Linked DNA regions of Homo sapiens: region 2 is linked to region 1. Evidence: chromatin contacts called from ENCODE Hi-C or POLR2A ChIA-PET data. All regions are on one chromosome and are shown on one strand. The core of a region is the stretch at or near the end of the contact, and the rest is flanking DNA. Distances in the headings are between cores, read along the strand shown.

What was found. Hi-C counts contacts between places; a loop is a spot of excess contacts on that map. ChIA-PET counts read pairs that join two places held with the same protein, here RNA polymerase II (POLR2A). Pooled maps may share reads with other maps.
Region 2: a map of CD4-positive, alpha-beta T cell shows a loop between it and region 1 (2.3-fold over the local background). The contact joins two enhancer-like sites. A Hi-C loop is called at or near these places in 14 of 168 maps with a recorded cell type or tissue (A673, B cell, CD4-positive, alpha-beta T cell and 9 more), 3 of 37 single-sample maps with no recorded cell type and 16 of 50 pooled maps. POLR2A ChIA-PET finds 5 or more read pairs at or near these places in 24 of 52 experiments (AG04450, BJ, CD4-positive, alpha-beta T cell and 17 more).

The regions. Positions count from the first base shown.
Region 1 is chr3:30,681,256-30,683,992 of GRCh38, forward strand. All of the region lies in intron 5 of TGFBR2 (transforming growth factor beta receptor 2), which reads left to right. Among named protein-coding and RNA genes, the nearest start is that of TGFBR2, 76 kb to the left of the region's middle. Within about 2 kb of position 1,348, at least 24 of the 41 ENCODE cell types and tissues checked have a DNase peak (open chromatin) inside an H3K27ac peak, as active enhancers do; they include B cell and CD8-positive, alpha-beta T cell, where a contact is called at or near this core.
Region 2 is chr3:30,642,973-30,645,717 of GRCh38, forward strand. It overlaps TGFBR2 (transforming growth factor beta receptor 2), which reads left to right. Exons shown (of 7, transcript NM_003242.6): 2 at 1,775-1,943. Among named protein-coding and RNA genes, the nearest start is that of TGFBR2, 38 kb to the left of the region's middle. Within about 2 kb of position 1,304, at least 20 of the 41 ENCODE cell types and tissues checked have a DNase peak (open chromatin) inside an H3K27ac peak, as active enhancers do; they include B cell and CD8-positive, alpha-beta T cell, where a contact is called at or near this core.

The sequences.
Region 1 (2,737 bases), core at 98-2,597:
CGGCTGAGGAGAGACCAGGATTGAAACGCTTCATTTTCCTGGATTTCAAGGGAGCACAGTCTGGAAAGCAGATATGAAAACTCGGGGGTACTGCTTTGGGGAAAACCATCAACAACTTTGCTGCCCTGTTACATTGGGACTACAGTCAAAACAGCAGCTGTGCACCAGATGCTGACTTTCCGAGGAATACCATTGCTGTCCCAGAGACCTGCCCTCTGAGGGTTGTGGAACTGGGAAGAGACAGGCAAGCGTAGTTTTCTCTTAAGAGCCTTTTGAGACAAATTAAAAGAAGCTGCGAGGGCCGGGCGGTTGCGGGTGGCTTCCATCAGTGAAAAGACTGCAGAGAGAGGTGGCGGGAGGGAGATGGAAGTAAGAGAAAGTCGTTCTCAAGCAGTGAAATAAAGAGGTTTTTTAGAAAAGATGCCGTTTGAGGCACTCAGGGAAATTCTGAGGTGTTCAGCCCCGTCTGTCTGGCTTCAGAAACAGTCTGAGGGTGAGACAAAGACTTGGTTTGATGAACTAATTCTGCTGTGTAGGCATATGTCTTGGGTGGAGTGCCTCCAACCCTGGAACAAGAATTTGAGTACTAGTAGTTTATTTGGGAAGAGATTGCAGGAAATGCCAGTAAGAGAATGAGGAAATGAGTCAGGAAAGGGAAGGAAACCAGTAAAGGATATCTTATCAAGTGGGTTACCACCATGGGCAACTGGAGTATAACTACGAGCAGAACACACACCTCAGTGTCATACCACCTGACTCAAAGGAAGCTGGGTGTTTTATCTTTCCAATTCCCATCAGTTTGCTGGAGGGCTGCTCCAGGCCGAGCTGGGAGGGTTCACTCCAGCCCTTCTGCCTGTTCCTCCTGGAGTTGGGCCAGCCTAACCGGAAGAGCCAGTGCAATGGGGTTGGGAGGTGGCGGTGCAGCTGGCCCTGCAGCATCACACTGAATAATTGTAGGGGGCATATGTGACTATTCTTATTTTGTGGATATAGGAAGTGAGGCACAAACTCTTGGCATCTCTTTTCTAAGTCCTCATATCTACTTTTTAAAGGAGTCAGGGCAAAAACAACAAATAATACTTACAATGCATATTGTTAGCTCTTCCACTTTTGAAGTGCTAAACTCAGTCATACTCTCTAAGCCTTCGCTTTTTCTCTTAGAGGCAATTCCAATTTTTTTTAAAAAGGTGGTTCTTGTTATAGGTTAGCCAGGTGTAACATTTTCTCTGGACTCAGCCCACACACTCCTGAACTTGCTTTTTATGCAGTTCTTCACAAGAGAGAGGCCCAAGGTCAAGCATCATTTGATCAAATGTGCAAAGAGGAACTGCATTAATTCTATTGCCAACTATGCCCCAATCTGATGCCTGTAGCTAAAATGAGATTCTCATCCTTACCTCACCTCCACCACCAGTCACATCTACTTCCCTAAACCCAGAAAGGACAAGTGTTTGGGTTTAATGTGGGTAAATAATACCAGCTAAGGAGAGGGCTGCTCTTTGTAATTGTTTTTTTGCATAGCTGGCTTAGAAATTACAAATAACAACCACCCAGCAGATCCCATAAGGTTCCCCTTCTCAAGGTTGTATGCTGAGGAGGGCCCCATCAAGGCAGGGAGGGACACACTTGTCACATTTGGGAAGGGCATGTTCATACCAGGGACTGCCCCAGCTGTACTTGCTCTGGTTAGGGGAGAAATCTCTGCAATGCTTGGCAGAGATGAGCAAGCATGAAAGCTTCCTAAAAAGGCAAAGGCAAATTTCTTCAGAGTAACAGTAATAAAGTGCACAATTCTAAATGCTCTTCCTGGAATCCAGTGTACTATTTGGGCCTCAGTTTTCTCAACTGTAAAATGAGGATGTTGGATCCCGTCTCTGAAGACCTTTTCAATATTCTTTGTCTGACTCATTTGAAACCCTTAAAATATGTTTAATAACTTGTGCTCTTTTTTCCTGTGTCAAAATGCATCTCACATTCCTTAAGAAGCATTTAGGGCAATGTTGCTCCAAGTGTGGTCTTTGGCAGGTGCTGGTCCTCAAACTCTCTGTTACAGATTTGCAATATAAGGACAGAAACCAAGATGTGTTTTGTGCCTTTAATAGCAGTTTGATGTTGCCACAACACTCAAGTGGGATTCATTTTTCTTGTAATTCATTTCTACTGTATTTTACCAAAGCCTTTATTCCCAATGAATTGAGGGCAAAACATCTGGGCTTTTATAAAAAATTGATTGAGAAGTGCTCATTTGCAAGTAATAAGGGAAAAATTTTAATCACTTTTAATCTCACTATTCCACCTAAGCCACTTTTGTGAAAGAAACAGTGGTTAGGAGTTGGGGAGAGATTTACATTTCTTTATACATATTTGTTTAGTCATTTCATAGTTTTAATCACATGCATTTTCCAAAATAAAAATATTTTAAGCACCATCATGAAAAATAAATAAGATACACAGTTTGGACCCAAAGATTTTGCCAAAGTGGATTAAACATCCCAGTCTCCAGCTGCCTGAAACCCTGGGGAAAAAGTTGGGAGTGTCAAAGGTCTCAGGCCATCAACTTGTTGCCAATCACCAGCTCTGTCCAGTTCCCCAGGACTGCCTGGGCTCTGTTACATGAGGTCTCATCCTAGGAACGACCATTGGTACCCACCTGGCTGGCAGAGGGCTTTCTGCTTTCTAACCTCCTCTCGCAGGGTTCAGGCTATCTCTGGCCACGATCTTCCCTTCTTCTGCTGAG
Region 2 (2,745 bases), core at 54-2,553, 38 kb before region 1:
TGAATGGCTTTATTTTTTTCTTCTATATTTACTGTTACCACAAGAAAGCAAATCTTAAATTTATATACGTTTATATTTTTAGAGACCCAGGAAACAGGTGCTATGCCCAAGCTACAAAGACAGTTGCAGGGCAAAGTATCTATGACAGAATCCTAAAATTCACAGGACAGAGAGTGACTGTGGAAAGGCATTGAAAGTGTTCCTCTCTAGGCAAGAGCGGAGGGAACATGAGGCTTTTCTTAGGCCTCTCTAAGGGTTATGCCTTGGAAAAGTACCTCACAACTTTCTGTGGCCCAGCAACTGTTCCAGCACCCCATGCGGTCTAAGTGCTTAATGTTTCTTAGTCTAGCATGTAAGTATTAATTCATGTTTGCTGGTTGAGTGCCTAGTAGCCTTGTCATACTTCACTGACTGTCCAAACTCATGTCTTAAACATCATCACCATCTCATTGAGGAAGAAAATGGGGAATGGGGTGTTACACCTTTATTTGAACTGCCCCTAGTTTGCAGCCTGTATTTTGCAAAGAATAGTCTGTCTTCCATATTTTATTGAATAAATGTGAATGAATATCACATTTATAATCACATTCCTCTCTAATCTGAGTGAAGAAGTTCTGTATCCTATCCTACATGGCATCAAGGGCCAAACATGGACTCCTTGTATTCATCCTGTGTTCACTCATTTATCCAATAAACATTTTTGTATGCCTGCTATGTGAAAGGTTCTCTTCCTGGCACTGGAGATATAGTAGGTAAGTGAGGTGGAGAAAGTTTCATGGAGCTTACATTTTTGTGGATAGATTATTAGCAAGTATGCGATGCAGATAGTTTGTGCAGACAATAAATAAAACAGAGTTGCTATAGGATGAAGAGGTGGCATTTGATCAGAGATCAGAAAAGTGACAGGAAGCTAAACAAAGGTAATAGCAAGTGAAAGGCCTGAGGAGGGAATGAACTTGGCTTCTTCCCAGAAGGGGGCAGGAGATTGGTGATGGTGGTGATAAGGGAGAGGTACAGAAGGCAGATCCTGAGGTGGATTCAGCTTTTATTTGCTGCGATCATAACTCCAATGCCTCACCAATGCTTGGGATTGTGTCTAGGAGGCACTCAGTAAGTGTTAGTTAATCAATTGATTTGCCTCAAACACAGAGAGAGATCAGTAGAACTAGTCCCTTGAAAAGAAGACCCTTATAGCTCTTTCAGGAGTAGGTCAGGAAAATGGCGGCAAAATCTTGTGCCTCCAGCAACGGTTCCTCCTTTGGTGTGGCACTTCATGACTCTGTGAGGTTATAGCCTCCCTGCCCAGCTGAGCGGTGATGCTCGCCTGGCTCCCACATCCTCTGTGCTGCCCTCTATTTTGGGTCACCCTGACTTGGTCTGTTTCCTGTCTTATTCACCAGCTAAACTATAATTTCCTTAAGGGTACTTTTATTTGTGGGCCCAGCACTCCGTACTATGCAGTGGGCCCATCTAGGTTTCTTTATTGAATGATAAGATTTTTGTAGAAAGTGGACCTTATGACAACCATTGACAAAAGCAAATGGCTACTCAACCACCCCAACCCCTCACCACCCCTCACCACGGTACAATGGATTTTATTACAAATTGCATACACCAGATAATTCTAATCTGATGTGAAGGAATTATTTTGCCTTTCTTCAGATTCATTCTCATGACATCAAGTTCATTTGAAATTGCATAACATCTTCAGGAATTCATTGGCAGGCTGCCTGGCAGTTGGATAATCATTTAATATATCTTTCTCTCTCCTCAGTTAATAACGACATGATAGTCACTGACAACAACGGTGCAGTCAAGTTTCCACAACTGTGTAAATTTTGTGATGTGAGATTTTCCACCTGTGACAACCAGAAATCCTGCATGAGCAACTGCAGCATCACCTCCATCTGTGAGAAGCCACAGGAAGTCTGTGTGGCTGTATGGTAAGCAAGCCTTTTAAGAAGTTATTCTTTCTTTTCCCCTTTTTACATAATGTATTCTCATAGTACACACAGTCAGTGTATCTCTGTCTCCTAAATGTAAACACCTGTTCCATTTCCCTTTCCTTTAGACCATCTCTCTTTCGATTATTAAATGTAGTTTCTAGGGGTGTTCTCTGCATGTATGTGTACGTTTATGTGGGTATATAAACGTATCATGATTATAAAATGATCATGATAAATGTAAAGATCATAAAATGATCTTTAATATAATAAATCTGGAAACTCTTTCTTGTATCAAGAAGAGGGATTTGCCGCTTAGTAGTCATTTAACCGACACCTCCTCAGCACCCCATAGTGAGACCAGGAGCTTTGTTCTCTTGAGGCAATCTCAGGTCTGGAAGAAGAGGTGATGAAAGGTTGGCTGTTGGAAGAGAAAACTACCAGCCAAAAATGGGGAATCTACTTGGAGAACCACAAAAACAACCTGTTTTTTTAGTCAGAAATTCTGGTTATATTATTCATATAACCATTGGGATAGATATGACTTCTTTCTCTCAGCTCAGAACTACATATTTCTTTTTTTTTTTTGAGATGGAGTCTTGCTCTGTCATTCAGGCTAGAGTGCCATGGCACAATCTTGGCTCACCGCAACCTCCACCTCCCAGGTTCAAGCGTTTCTCTTGTCTCAGCCTTTCGAGTAGCTGGGATTACAGGTGCCCACTACCACACCTGGCTAAGTTTTGTATTTTTAGTAGAGACGGGGTTTCACCATGTTGGCCAGGCTGGTCTCGAACTCCCGACC